Linked DNA regions of Homo sapiens: region 1 is linked to region 2. Evidence: chromatin loops called from intact Hi-C (ENCODE). Cell type or tissue: CD4-positive, alpha-beta T cell. All regions are shown on one strand. Each heading gives the region's core, and the rest is flanking DNA. Links, peaks and the distances in the headings are about the cores only. Region 1 has its middle 15 kb from the start of FAM9A. Region 2 has its middle 18 kb from the start of WWC3.

Region 1 (7,971 bases), core at 1,428-6,427, 1.2 Mb before region 2:
TTGCGGGGTTGGAATGTCTCTGGTTGGAGGGGAGGCTGTCTCGGGGTTGGCATGTTTCTGGTTGGAGAGGGGTTTATCTTAGGGTTGGAATGTTTCTGGTTATGCTGACATTAGCTATTAGGCTGATGTTTTAGGGCTGGATTTAGGTGGTTTTTTAATCAAGGGGAACTTAGAATGGTGGTGTTTGTTCAAGATGGAGATGCTCCCGCTCTGTCAACTACTGTCTGCACAAATCTGTTGCTTCGAAGGTTGGTATTAGTAAACACAATGGCCTGCATTTATAAAAGTGGGTTTTCAGTTCTTCATTTCAAGTTTACCTGTCATCTTTGGCATATGTCCCTAGAGCTCTGCTACCCTAGAAAATATACACATTACAAATGTAAATCATAAATAGTTTTGGCAGATGAAACACAAGACATCCCATTAAATTTGAATTTTTTTCCATTAGACATACTTGTACTAAAAATTTATCTGTTGTTTATCTGAAATTCAGCTGTAACGATAGGCATCCTGTATTTTTATTTGCTAAAAGTTTGGCAGTGCTAACCATATATGAACATTGTACATGTCCATAAAAGAGCAAGCATTTGATGAGAATGCATTAATATTTGTTTACATTCGTGAATAATATAACAAAATACAAATGGGATGCAAGTCAATAATGCAACTCATTTTCACTCAAGAAACACGTAGGTGGAAAATTCCCTTAATCAAAGCAAACCTTTGATCAGCTGCAAAATAAAAGACTTACTCTCACATGCCAGACATGTGTTAATGTGCGTAGCTAAAATAAAGCATGGGAGGCATATTAGACTCAGAAACGTCCTCTAAAACCATAACTGTAGTATCTGAAATCTCCCACAAATAATGAATGCAAGTCGGCACAGACTAACCCAACAGCAGCAAGTTGGGTAACATACATTATATGATAATCTAAGGCACTGTTCAGCAAACGTTTTCTGTAAAGACAAAGATAGCAAATATTTTCACCTGTGCAGACATACAGCCTATCACATCTACCCAACTCAGCCACTGTAGCTCGAGAGCAGGCATAGACACAGACACTCACAGTGGAATGTGTGTGCCAGTGTCCCAATAAAACTTTATTTACAGAAACAGGAAGTGGGCCAGAATTGTCCCACAAGCTCTAGTTTGCAAGCCCTACCTAAAAGGAGTTTGTTGGTACCTTCTTACTCTGTTGATAAGCTTTTTTTTTTCTCTCAAAGGAAGAAACAATTGTAAGAATTATTAAATGCTGTCAATCTTCTGTCATAGAATAACTAGGAAACTGAAAAGGCTTAGGTGGGTGAGATTATAAAAATTCAAACTATTCTAAGAGCAGTTAAGGGCAGATAGTTATGAATGAAATCAACTAGATTTTTAAATAACATCTAAATTGTGAGGGTCAAAAAGATGAAGAGGTCTGCTTATGTGGTGGACTAACCACATATATGATTTCCTCTCCTTTTCGAAGTTCACGATAATGACGTTAAATCAATGTATTAATGCATAGGAACAAACAGAATGGGGAAGACAGGAGTAGAGGAAATTTCAGCAAATTTTGGAAACTGGAAAGTGTATATAAAAGCACTACCTGGTTTGGAAACTAAGTATAATTAAAATGTGGGCTCTGTACACAGGCTCTGTCCTGTTTTGGGGGAGGGGTACAGTCAGAAATGAGGAATTTGGGCCCTGACTGAGAGTTTTTGAATTGAGATACACTACAGAATATGAGCAGTGAGCCTGATGGTGAGTTTGCTTCACCAATCTCAACCTCAGCTTTTCCGTCATCCTCAATCATCTCACCAGAGTCCAGTAATAAAGCAAAAAGAGCTATATGAAGAAATGTTGAACTAGAAAAGTCATTTTCCTTAAGGATTGCAATGTAAATAATTCTTTTCAGGTCTCAACATACAGTCCAATGGTGTCATTTATTGGGAAGAAGAATACCTTTAGCCATATAATAATAAAAACAAAGCACCTTCAAGGCCTGAACTAGTATGGGTTAATAATCCTGATTTGATCAAATGCAACTGATGATGTATGGATCTACCAGATCTTCATGTTACTTTGGATTAAAACATGCAGAATAAAAATATTCTACATGATTTCTTTTAGATTTCATGTGTTGTTCAATACCAATGGAAACCTAATTTACCAAAACACATAATACTATATATACTTAAATTATAGTCGATCCCATGTTATTTCATCTTATAAAATGTTTAATATTCTCCCATTAATAGCACATAAAATTATATGGGCTACTGGGCTGATTAACTTTTAGTTTTGTATTCTTTATTTTTTTTATGCAACAAACAGGAAAAGTAAGATCATAATGCCTAACAGAATTAGTAGATTTAAGTCTGAATTATTATAGATGGTCCTTAATTAATTATTCCCAAAAGCCTAACACCAACACCCATATTTACCAAAAGAATATTATGCCATTTATCATATTCCCTGCTTAATAAGAACTTGTAGTTTTTTACATCACACTACAATACTGCAAATTTTAAAATGCGGAACAACATACAGATTTATTCTTGTTTATGTAGTCTATAATAAAAAGTGGATAGGCTCATTTAATTAGCTGTTGATTGCTTTTGTTAATCAGTCTTATAAAAATGTCTATTGTAATCTATTTCTCAGTAGGTCTTATCATGTTTTATGAAAGGCATAGTAGCTCATTTATTTGAATTGAACTATTTAGCCTGACTGTTTTGACAAAAGGAGGTCTGATATGGTTAAGTACTTTGTTTTGTTTTTGTTTTTGTTTTGTCACTCTATCATCCAGGTTGGAGTGCAGTGGTGCTATCATAGCTCACTGCAGCCTTGACCTCCCAGGCTCAGTCAATTCTCCCACCTCAGCCTCCTGAGAAGCTGGGACTACAGCACCACCAAGTCTGGCTCACTTCTTAATTTAAAATTTTTTGTGTGTGTGGAGACAGAATCTCACTGTGTTGCTCAGGCTGATCTCGAACTCCTGGCAGCAAGGATTCCTCTCCCCTTGGCCTCCCAAAGTACAAAGATTAAAGGCGTGAGCCATGCCTGGCCTGAGTACTTCGAAAAGAGGACTGATTTGCTAACTGAAAAGAGGACTAATTTGAAATTTCCCATATATTGGAAAGCCTTGCACATAGATCTAAGATTTTGACAAAAACATGCATAAAGTAGATTTTTATTTTAAAAAATATCACCTTGGGAAAGGCTTATTATAATTCAACAATATTACAATTGTTCTCAACCCTGTGTTTATTGGAATAAAAAAATCCCTCTATAGGAAAGATTAACATGTAAAATTAATACTCATAGTAATGAGTAATAAATCCCTTTGAAATTCAGTGTTTCCAAATCTTTGTGTTCTCCAAATTGAAGGAATGGTCAATAGTGGTTCTCATGAGGAGGGGGATTGTTCAGGGAAGATTTGGCAGTGTGGAGGTACTTTTGGTCACCACAACTAGGAATATACTACTGACATCTAGTGGTAGAAGCCAGGAATGCAGCAAAACATCCTACAATGAATACACAGGACAGTCCTCCCTCCCCTCCAGGAATTATCCAGCCCCCAATGTCAATAGTGCCAAAGGTGAGAGACCATTATATATGAATATGTAAATAAATAATAACAGAAAAATGGAGGAAACCTCCACTGATCCCATTAAGAGATTCATGTCAATGAATTTTATTGAAAAATGATCAATGTTTATGTTTTAATCATATATACTTATATTTTAAATGCTGTATCTTATGTTGTTTTGATTAACTATGTGATAATAATAAATGTATTAATAACACAAGCTACAGGAAAGTTTTTAAACTCTTAGAGTCTTGTGGTTGCAAGAATTTTTGAAAAGTAAATATTTACAATTTGATGCAGTTTTGTTTTAGGTAAGTAAAATAAGTTATCAATAAAAGATTTTCAAATATCAAATAATATAACTTTAAGATAAAATTGTCTGAGGAGAGCAGAATAGAAATTAAACCCCAAGGAAAAAAACAAATGATTGAAAATTCTCCCCTGTTAAAGAAGAGCATTTTTAGGGATTTTAATTAACTATAACAGGTGTCAAACTGTTATGATAATTAGCTTACATCGGAAAAGTTTAAAAGCGTGATGTTGCAGCTCTGTCTTTAAATATTTACATTTGGAATATGCCAGAAATTTCATTCTTTCCATCTAGTTAAAATTATGATGTCAAATTGTAGATGTAACTAAAATGTGCCGGGAGATGCACAGGTTGGCAAGATTCTTTTAGAGAGTATTCAGGTAAAAATGTTTGAATACCACTGTTGTACAGAGCTGATCCAATTCCCTAAAATCGAGCTCTCAGGAAGTTAATTAAGGTTCCCCCTTTAGCCATAGGGGCCTGCAGACAAGTGGGTGATAAATCCCTTCCCTTTTGAAGGTCATAAGCCCCTTTCTGTCTCTTGTAGCCTAAAAGCATTTTGAACATCAACTTTACAAATCCAAATAGTCATCATGATATTAAAAGCTTTTAAATAATAATTACAAAATTATTGGGTTAACTGAATAACATTTTCATGCAATGATATCAAAGCAAAAAGATTTTTGCATTGTCAGACTCAAAGAAGGATCCTTTTGTACGAAGAGAAATGATCCTATAACTGCTTTGTTGGATTCTTAATTTAAATATTCATTAAGTGAATTTAACATATACAGTTCATAATCCTCTTCCTTTGAGAAAGAAAAGAGGTCATTTATCTGAGACTAAGAGCTTTCCCTACTTAACAAAACCCAAGGGCTAGAAATCTGAAGATTTATTTCAAATTTTCTTAAGGGCAGTTGAATAATGTATAAGATATACAACACCAGATGGCAGTATTTCCATGTTCTAGGGCATACACACACACATACACACACACACACACACACACACACACACACACACGCACGCACACATACAGAGACATATATATATCTATATACAAGTAGACAAAAAACGGTGTTTCTATAGTGACCAATATCGGGCAGGCAGACTTTAAAATCAGTATGACAATAGGCACAGATATTTACATCAGAAATTTCTCTTTACACTTGAGATATGTGACTCATTTTTCCCATATAGTTCACTTAAAAACAGTTTATAATTATTATTTTTTTTCTTATTTACTAAGGCAGCAACACATAGGTAGGTAATCCATATAAATATTGACAAACAATGAAAAGAAAAATGAGGGAAAAAATTACCGAAATTGCCAAGCTAGCATATAATATCAGCAAATTATGGCTTAATTTAAAGGTTTTCTTTCTTTAAACAACAAACTGTGTAGCTTTACCTGAGCCTAATATACTTACATGAAAGACTAATATATAGATAAGGAGATGTAGTCATATACAAATTACATGAAAAATGTACATACACGTTAAAGAGAGGAAAACAATTTTTCTTTTCACGTATATTCCATAGTTGGTTGCAAAAATACAATTAGTTAACTTTTCAGAATTAACCTGAAAAAGTTTGTATCTGTGAAGCCAGTGAGATCTGTTACTTTGAAGTTGCATAAACTTTATAGGCTCTTAAAAAAAAAAAACAAAAAACCTCAATATCTTATTCAATTGCTTCCTTTCTAAGAAAAGGAATTATTCACCCACCTGGTTCTCAGTACTAAAAGAGGAAACCAGCATGAAATTGCCTAATCTAGCACATATTAAGCATAATAGGTGTTTATTAAAACAATAATCATTGATTAGTTATTATTGCTTGTTAATTAGGATTATCTTTAAAATGAGGATGTGGTGTATGAATCACTCAAGAAGAAGACCAACCCTAAGGAAATTAGGAATTTTCTAGCTCCCAAGTCCCCTCTTCCTATGCTTTGCTGCTCCGTCAGGTGGAATATCAAGCCAATTACACCGTGGGGTTTTTTTTTTTTTTTTGCCAATTTTGTACCCACTATTACTCTCATCAAGATTAGATTTTATACATTACTATTAACTTAAAAGAAAAATACATTACTATTAACTTAAAAGAAAGTTTTCTTTTAACACATATATATTGATGCCTGTTGTATCCCATTTAGTTTACAAGGCAAACATATACATTTTATTCCACTGTGCTCATCTGACAATCCAAAAACAGAGGATTCGACTAGGAAGTTTTGTGACTTAGGTCCCAGAGCAAATAAAGTGTAGATTCTGGGGGTTTCAGCAAAGGTCTGTCTCTTCCCTTGGTCCATGCACTCAGTAATGCTCCAGGCTACCCTGGACAAATCTTTCCTTGTTAGAAGAAACACAAACACCAGCAGAGCAGAGAAGTTTTGTAGAAGGCACACACCATGACAGCAGTCAGGGGCCCTGAAAAAAAGCGACCATAATCCAATACACTCCCGCTCCTCTTCTGGGTTTCTCCATCCTACTCAGGCTTCAAACATGCATCTTTTCACTGTCCCTGGAGCATATTTTCAAATCATTTGGACAGATGGGTTGCTTAGGCTTTGAGTTCCCTATTTATGTGGGGTGTTCAGAATGGAGTATTGGCGTGGAATTTACAGGCACTGATTTCTTCTAGCCCTTGTCATCACCATCATCGTCATCATCATCATCATCACCATCATCATCATCATCATCAAGATCTCAGATTAAGCGTTTCCTCCCTGTAAGTTTCTTCTCAATTTCTGACACTAACTCCAAAGACCATGCATGTGCCAGACTGCCCTGATGATGGTTGTACAGGGTTGATCCAATTCCCTTAAAATGGACTCTCAGGCAATTCAGGTTCCTGCTTTAGCCATAGGGGCCTGCAGACACATGGGTGATAAATCCCTTCCCTTTTGAAGGCCATAAGCCCTTTTCTGTCTCTTGTAGCTGAAAAGCATTTTGAACACCAACTTTACAAATGCAAATAGTCATTCATGATATTAAAAGCTTTTAAATAATAATTTCAAAATTGTTGGGCTAACTGAATAACATTTTCGTGCAATGAGATCAAAGCAAAAAAAATTTTGCAGTGTCAGACTTAAAGAAGGATCCTTTTGTATGAAGAGAAATGATCTTGTAACTGCTTTGTTGGATTCTTAATTCAAATATTCATTAATTGAATGTAACATATACGGTATTTAGAATCCTCTTCCTTTGAGAAACAAAAGAACACATTTATCTGAGACTAAGAGCTTTCCCTGCTTAGCAAAACCCGAGGGCTAGAAATCTGAAGATTTATTTCAAATTTTCTCAAGGGCAGTTGAATAATGTTTAAGATATAACACCAGATGGCAGTATTTCCATGTTCTAGATCACACACACACACACACACACACACACACACACACACACACGTGTGTGTGTGTGTATATATATATATACATATATATAATATATTTGTATATATATATGTATATACACAAGTAGACAAAAAACAGTGTTTCTATAGTGACCAATGTCGGGCAGGGAGACTTTAAAATCAGTATTGACAATAGACACAGATATTTACATCAGAAATTTATCTTTATACTTGAGATATGTGACTCATTTTTCCCATATAGTTCACTTAAAAAACAGTTCACAATTATTATTATTTTTCTTATTTACTGAAGCAGCAACACATAGGTAGGTAACCCATATAAATATTGACAAACAATGAAAAGAAAAAATGAGCAAAATTTGGCGAAATTGCCAAACTAGCATATAATATCAGCAAATTATGGCTCAATTTAAAGGCTTTCTTTATTTAAATAAAAAACTATGTAGCTTTACCTGAGCCTAATATACTTACATGAATGACTAATATATACATAAGGACATGTAGTCATATACATATTACATGAAAAATGTACATACACGTTTAAGAAAGGAAAACAAATTTTCTTTTCATATATACTCCATAATTCGTTGCAAAAATACACTTAGTTAACTTTTCAGAATTAATCTGAAAAAGTTTGTATCTGTGAAGCCAGTGAGGTCTGTTACTTTGAAGTTGTAGAAACTTTATAGGCTCTTTAAAAAACCCTCAG
Region 2 (7,971 bases), core at 1,252-6,251:
GGCCCTGGCGGGGTCCAGTTCTGTGTCCTCCAGCAGAGCTGGGCCCGAGACTCGGCCGGGGCAGTCCGGGGAGGCCAGGGAGCCAGGCTGTCCTGGCTGAGCCCTGCTGCCGCCTCAGCGGTGGCCGGGAGAACAGGCTGCTCACTACCATCAGCCTGCACCAGCCACCCATCGCCTCTTTTCCGCACACAACCGGCCCCCGGGACAACCAGACACCACCGGACCGACTGGCTGCAGCTGGCGGTTCTGGGCCCGCTGAGTTGATTCAGGGCTCAAGGTTCCTCCTGTGTTGAGCCGGGGGGTTTCCTGCCGGGACAGGGGTGCTTGTGTCCGCCACCTCCCGGGCTCACACAGCAGAGAGCATCACGGGGACGTCCTCTTGGGCGCAGGGTACCAGCTTCACTGTGCCCTGGGGAATCCGATTCTCTGCACCCACCTCAGCTCGCCCCGCTTCTGCATGTTCTTTGTACTTTTATGGAGTCTCTGAAATTTCTATACTGCGCATGTATTAATTTTTAATAATAAAAATTACAAATAACACATTTGGATTTTATAAATTACGTTGCAGTCATAAAGCATGCTTTCCGCCAGGTGACGGTATAAGCCCATCAAATAGTTTGAGAGTACAATATTTGGCCTGAAATTGAACACTACTGCTGTTAATTGCTCAGTTGTTTATTTTGACATGTTACTTGCACAGGTGTTATTCATTATATTGGGTTTTTTTTTGAAAGAATGACTATAGATTTATTTGTAAAATTGGTATACAGAATAGGAGAAAAAAAAGTCACCAGTCGTGGCACTACTCAGGTATAGCCAAGGTTAAGGATCTGACATTTATCTATTTATCTTTATGTTTATCTTTATGTCGGGAAAGAGAAAAACAACACTTTTTTTTTTTTTTTTGAGGCAGAGTCTCACTCTGTCGCCCAGGCTGGAGTGCAGTGGCGCGATCTCGGCTCACTGCAAGCTCCGCCTCCTGGGTTCACGCCATTCTCCTGCCTCAGCCTCCCGAGTAGCTGGGACTACAGGCACCCGCCAACACGCCCGGCTAATTTTTTGTATTTTTTTAGTAGAGACAGGGTTTCACCGTGTTAGCCAGGATAGTCTCGATCTCCTGACCTTGTGATCCGCCTGCCTCGGCCTCCCAAAGTGCTGGGATTACAGGCATGAGCCACCACGCCTGGCCAACAACACTGTTTTTTAAAAAATGTGTCCCCCTCCATACAATTGGTTTTTAAATATTTTTTATTTTTGTGGGTATATAGTAGGTGTATATATTTATGGGGTACAAGAGATATTTTGATACAGGCATGCAATGCATGATAATCACATTGTGGTAATGGGGGAATCCATCCCCTCAAGCATTTATCATTTCTTTATGTTACAAGCAATCTAATTATATTCCTTTTGTGTTTTTTTGTTTGTTTGTTTTTGTTTTTGTTTTTTGAGACGGAGTCTCACTCTGCCACCCAGGCTGGAGTGCAGTGGCAGACAGATCTCGGCTCACTGCAAGCTCCACCTCCCCGGTTCAAGCGATTCTCCTGCCTCAGTCTCCCGAGCAGCTGGGACTACAGGCGCACACCACCACAACCAGCTAATTTTTATATTTTTAGTAGAGATGGGGTTTCACCATATTGGCCAGGCTGGTCTCAAACTCCTGACCTCATGATCCACCCTCCTCGGCCTCCCAAAGTGCTGGGATTACAGGTGTGAGCCACCGCGCTCGGCCTCTTTTAGTTATTTTTAACCTACAATACATTATTGTTGACTGTAGTCACCCTGTTGTGCTATCGAATACTGGATCTTATTCATTCTATTAATAATTATAGTTTTGTACCCGTTAACCATCCCACTCCCCACCCACTACCCTTGCCAGGCTCTGGTAACCATCCTTCTACTCTCTGTGACCATGAGTTCAATTGTTTTGATTTTTATCTCCCACAAATAAGTGAGAACATTCAAAGTCTGTCTTTCTGTACCTGGCTTATTTCACTTAACAATTGTTTTCTAATCTATCCTTTCACATTGAATGTATCTTGAGCGTTTTCCCAGTATCCCTAAATTCTTTGATATGGTGATTTCTAAAAGGTGCACTGTATTCCATCCTGTTGATGCACTGTGACTTGTTGCACTGATTTAAATTAGTCATTTAGGCTGTTTTAACTGTCCTTAAATTATAAAAGATTTCCCATATATAAAATATACAGAGAAGAGGCTAGGTGCCTATATACCCACAAAAATAAAAAAAATTTAAAAACCAATTGTATGGAGGGGGACAAATTTTTTTAAAAAAGTGTTGTCGGCTGGGCGTGGTGGCTCACGCCTGTAATCCCAACACTTTGGGAGGCCGAGGTGGGCGGATCACAAGGTCAGGAGATCGAGACCATCCTGGCCAACATGGTGAAACCCTGTCTCTACTAAAAAAAAAAAAAATTAGCTGGCTGTGGTGGCGCGTGCCTGTAATCCCAGCTACTAAGGAGGCTGAGGCAGGAGAATTGCTTGAACCAGGGAGTTGGAGGTTGCAGTGAGCCGAGATTGCGCCATTGCACTCCAGCCTAGCGACAGAGCGAGACTCCATCTCTCTCTCTCTACATATATATATATATATATATGTATATATATATATATATATATATGAGAATATTACAGCCACCCAGTGAATCACTATTCCATTTTAATATGTGTTAATTTGTTGCCATCTTTGCTTCAGACATTTTTAAGAAACAATAGTTTACAGGTAGAGTTGAATGGTTCCTCTATCCAGTTGATTCCTATCCTTCCATCCCACATGTAACCTCTAATCTGAAGGTTGTGTTTATCCTCCCTATCCCTGATCACAGACTTTAACTACAAAAGAATGTTTCCTAAACAATACAGTATTGTTCTGAGTTTTAAAGTTTCACACATACTCACAAGAGCATATCCTTTATTCACTTAACATTATGATTTAGAGATTTACCTATGTTGACTTAGACCTAGCTGATTTTTGCTGTCCTACTATATAATTTATAAATATAATATACTTTACTAACACATTCTCCTATTGACAAACACTTGGTTGTTTCCAATCATTGGGAATCAATGCGCTTGGGATGGGGCAGGTGCGGACTAGTGCCACCAGGGGGCGCGCGGAGAGCAGGATTGAATGGAGACGTGCGGCGTTTGGCACTCCTAGCGGAGGAATGGCTGAGCCTCTGCAGTTTCCAGGATACTGCCAAATCGCATTCCATAATGCCTCGGATTTCAGTTCTGCCAGTAGCGAATGAGATCCCATTTCCTCACATTCTCGCCACTACTGTGGGGTATGAGACTCGGCTTTGGCCTCTCTGAGGTCAAGCATCTTTTTATGCTTATTGGCTAGCAAGGTTTTGTCTTTGTGAATTTCCTACCCAGAGCCTTTGCTTCTCATCCCGTTAGGTTTGTCTTTTTCCCATTGATTTGTAGTTTTTAAAAATATATTCTTAATCCGGAGAGGATCTCTACAGCAAGCACGTGGCACGTGCAAACTGAGTAATTTAAGGTGAGTTTAACAAAGGGGCTGTGTGGGGCCCTCCCTATCCACCGATTCCATATCCCCAGATTCAATCAACCAGGGATTGAAAAAATTCAAACAAAAGTTCCAAAAAATGTTTCATTGGTTTGTTGTTGTTGTGGTGGTGGCGGTGGTGGTGGTGCTGTTGATGAGGTCTCACCATGTTGCCCAAGCTGGTCTTGAACTCCTGGCCTCAAGCAATCCCCCTGCCTCCTGCCTCACCCTCCTGCGGTCCACAATGTTCCACTGTGGCTGATGTGTACTGTGTAGTTAGACCTCAGACGGTTGCATCTGTGCTGAACATACACGGACCTTTTCTTGTCATTATTCCCCAAACGATACAGTACAACAACTATTTACATAGCATCTACATTGTATTAAATAGTATACATAATCTAGAGATGATTTAAAGTGTACAGGGGATGTGCCTAGCTTATATGCAAATATTACACCATTTCATATCATGGACTTGAGCATCCTTGGATTTGGGGATCTGTGGGGCATCCAGGAACCCATCTCCCACCACCCTGTGGATACAGAGAGATGGACGACTATATTTCTAAAAGCAGGAGCAGGTTGGGGGCAACCAACGAGGGCTGTTTCAGTACGAATGGCTGGCAACAGTGGGCGACATCTCAGCACCCCAGGCCTGAAATGGCAAACAAAAGTGTTGGGTGACCATTCTCCCTAGATGTCTCAGCATTCCCACAGAGTCTGGTTGCTGGGAGCAAAGGGCCCTGAGAAGCTCTGGTCAGTGCTGATTGGAGAGCCACCAGTCTTGGGAGCTACAGATAGCATCTAGTAAAGATAGAGATCGTCTCCCTCTGCAGAGGCATTCCCACATCCTAAAGCCTTCTCTGTCCCCTCCCAGGAGATAAGGGCTTACCTTCCAGCGTTACAGCCCAAGAGAGCTTTTCCCTCAGCCCCTGGGCAGCGAGTGACATTCCAGGTCATGTCTATGGAGGGGAGGACGGCAGGTCATGAAGTCACCTCAAGGAAAGCTCCAGCTCCCAATTCAGGGCTCCCCTCCTGCGGCGCAACCTGCACAGCTGCAGGCGAGCACCTGGCCCTCTGCGTGGCCCATGGGAATCGGGATGGTGGGGACCAACCCAGGAGCTTGCAGAGCTACTGCTTTCTGCTGTGAAGAACACACAGTCTGTGTCTCTGAACCGAGCCCTGCGATCTTTGGTCAGATGTGTGCATGGAACCAGCACAGGCTACCTCGTTCCCTGGCAAGAGGGGACAATCTCAGCCCTTTCGCAGTGTCTGACTTCATAGGAATGCGCAGAAGGTGAAGTGAACTGTGCTAACAGGAGCCACACTGCAGTGGAGGCAGGCAGCCAGCTCTGGGCTGTGTTATGAGGCCAGCGTTTCCATGATGCCAAAGAGAACGGGGGTTTCCAGGGACTGGGGGAGGGCAAAATGGAGAGACGTGCGTCAAGGGGTGCAAACTTTCAGTTTCACCAGATGAATACATTCCAGAGATGTCATGTATTGCACAGTGACTATAGGTGACAATATTGCACTGTGTACTTGAAATTTGCTAACAGGGTAGATCCTAAGTGTTCTCACCACAAAGAAAAAAACATAACTATGGGACGGGGTAGATATTTAATTAGCTTGATTGTGGGAATTATTTCACAATGTACACATATATCAAATCATCAAGTTGTACAAGTAAGATATAAACATAAAATTTGTTTCTAATTTAAAAATTGTATAGTAATTTCCCCACATAACGGGGCATAGTGGCTCACGCCCGCAATCCCAGCACTTTGGGAGGCTGAGGTGGGAAGATGGCTTGAGCCCAGGAGTTTGAGACCAGACTGGGCAACATAGCAACACTCCGTCTGTACAAAAGATAAGAAAATTAGCTGGGCATGGTGGCGCACATCTGTAGTCCCAGCTACTATGGAGGCTGATGCAGGAGGATTGGTCTAGACTGGGAGATTGAGGCTGCAGTGAACCATGATCACACTACTGTACTCCAGCCTGTGCAACAGAGCAAGACCCTGTCTCGAATAAAACAAAACAAAAGGAAACAAAAAAAAACACCAAAATCCCCCATACTTACTTTGTTTGCTTGCATTTAGATTTTGATCCATCTAGAGTTTATTTAGTTGAGATGTGAGTTTGGGATCTGTATGAGACAGAGTAAAAGCTAGTCTGTTTTAGAAAGGAGATTCATAAAATTCAGTGACTTGGCCGGGTGTGGTGGCTCACACCTGTAATCCTGGCACTTCAGGAGGCCGAGGCAGGTGGATCACCTGAGGTCAGGGATTCGAGGCCAGCCCGGCCAACATGGTGAAACCCTGTCCCTACTAAAAATACAAAAATTAGCCGCGCATCGTGGCACATGCCTGTAATCCCAGCTACTCGGGAGGCGGAGGCAGGAGAATCGCTTGAACCTGGGAGGTGGAAGTTGCAGTGAGCCGAGATCACACCACTGCACTCCAGCCTGGGTGACAGAGTGAGACTCCATCTCAAAAAATAACAATAATAATAATAATTCAGTGACTTAAACTACAAATCTCACCAAGTGACCGAGGTAGACACTCGAGATCACTGGGTGACTTGGTTCCAAAGAGTCATTTGGGGATTCAGGTTTCCTCTTGTTTCCGGTCCACCCCCTAGGATGTTGTCCTTGTCTCTAGCTTGATGGTGGGCTGCCTCCATCTGTGGGTAGCAGCAAGTGGCAAGAGGAAAGAGAGCATGAAGGACACACACCTCTAGGATGTCTTAAGTCCTGGGCCAGAATCCACACCTCTTACTTCTACCCACACTCCATGGACAACTTTAACATTATAGCCACCCCCAACCACAAATGGGGCCACCAAATGTATCCATGTGTCCTGCAAGAAGGGGAGAATGGATTCCAGTGACGATGGATACCAGTCCCTGCCAGAGAATTCAGCACAGATTTTCTCCAGGTGGCTGCAGCAGAGTTGCTCAATGGTTTTTGTTTTTGTTTTGTTTTTTTTTTTTTTTTTGAGACAGAGTCTGGCTTTGTCGCCCAGGCTGGAGTGCAGTGGCGCGATCTCGGCTCACTGTAACCTCTGCCTCCCGGGTTCAAGCAACTGTCCTGCCTCAGCCTCCCAAGTAGCTGGGATTACAGGCACCTACCACCATGCCCACTAATTTTTGTATTTTTAGTAGAGATGGGGTTTCACCATGTTGGCCAGGATGGTCTCGATCTCTTGACCTCATGATCTGCCCGCCTCGGCCTCCCAAAGTGCTGGGATTACAGGCGTGAGCCACCACACCCAGCCAGGTCAATGTTATTGATTGAATCGTGCCATTTTCCCCACACATTCGCACCCCCACTTTATCATGTGCTAATTTCTTATGCTGTGTACTCATTTCAGTTCCCTTCTTCATTAGCCTATCTGCTTACTAATGCTTCAGTAATGCACTTTTTCAATTATGCCAGCTTTACAGTGTCTTTCAGTATCAAACAGACCAAGTCCTGCCTTTTCCACTTAGTCTTCTTTTTTGCAATGTTTTCTGACTCTTTCACTGTGTTTTCCATTTTTAAGATAGCTTATCTATTGGTAAAAATATATTGTTATACTATTTGGGATTTTATAAAATTAGTAGATTAATTTGGTGATTTCCTATTCAAGCTCTTCCCTCTGGTCAAGACTTCCTTTGAGTCTTCTAGTAGTGCCTTAAGTTGTTGTTGTTGTTTTTAAATATAGATTTTGCCTATTTATTAAGTTCTTTTTTTTTTTTTTTTTTTTTTTTGAGACAGAGTCTTGCTTTGTCACCCAGGCTGGAGTACAGTGGTGCAATCTCGGCTCACTGCAACCTCAACCTCCCGGGTTCAAGTGATTCTCCTGCCTCAGCCTCCTGAGTAGCTGGGATTACAGGCGCCTGTCATCATGCCCGGCTAATTTTTGTACTTTTAGTAGAGATGGGGTTTTGCCATGTTGTCCTAGCTAGTCTTGAACTCCTGACCTCAAGTGATCTGCCTGCCTCAGCCTCCCAAAGTCCTGGGATTACACTTGACTGGAGCCACTGCACCCGGCCTGTTTCTTAAGTTCTTAAACATTAGTTTATCTGGTTATAGAGTTTTAAATTATCAGGTGTTTTCTTTCAGCTGGTGGAAGATATTATTCGTTGCATTCCTGCTTCTTTTGTTACTGGTGCGATTCTTATTATCAAATGACTTCATTTTCCTTTGTAGGTGATTCTTTTCCCTCTCTTCTTGTTAAATTTTTCTCTTAACTTTTGTGTTTTGAAGTTTTAATATGACACGTACAGGTGTGGATTTGTTTTTGTTTATCTACTCTGAGAATTCATGTCTCATCAACTCCAAAAGAATTTAAAATAACTGGTTACTACAACCAAGTTTTAGTATTTAAGTTTTATTATCTTAATTTCTCAGGCTACTAATTCTCAAGTAGATTACGTTTGTTTCTGCCAGATACTCCAGG

The links. A loop is a pair of places that touch in the nucleus more often than their neighbours do. Peaks named below come from ENCODE experiments on the same cell type or tissue, not always from the same donor. Only the 100,000 strongest peaks of a DNase experiment are listed, where the experiment ranks them.
Region 1: a loop joins it to region 2, with 3 times the contacts of the local background. A loop is called at or near these places in 6 of 110 quality-filtered maps.

The regions. Positions count from the first base shown.
Region 1 is chrX:8,812,150-8,820,120 of GRCh38, forward strand. No RefSeq gene overlaps it. Among named protein-coding and RNA genes, the nearest start is that of FAM9A, 15 kb to the left of the region's middle. In CD4-positive, alpha-beta T cell, for the core only: CTCF peaks have their summits at 3,521 (motif pointing left) and 3,723; a DNase peak (open chromatin) is centred at 3,492.
Region 2 is chrX:9,992,813-10,000,783 of GRCh38, forward strand. No RefSeq gene overlaps it. Among named protein-coding and RNA genes, the nearest start is that of WWC3, 18 kb to the right of the region's middle. RefSeq lists an enhancer at 4,704-5,083. In CD4-positive, alpha-beta T cell, for the core only: CTCF peaks have their summits at 3,131 (motif pointing right) and 3,334; DNase peaks (open chromatin) are centred at 3,149 and 4,939.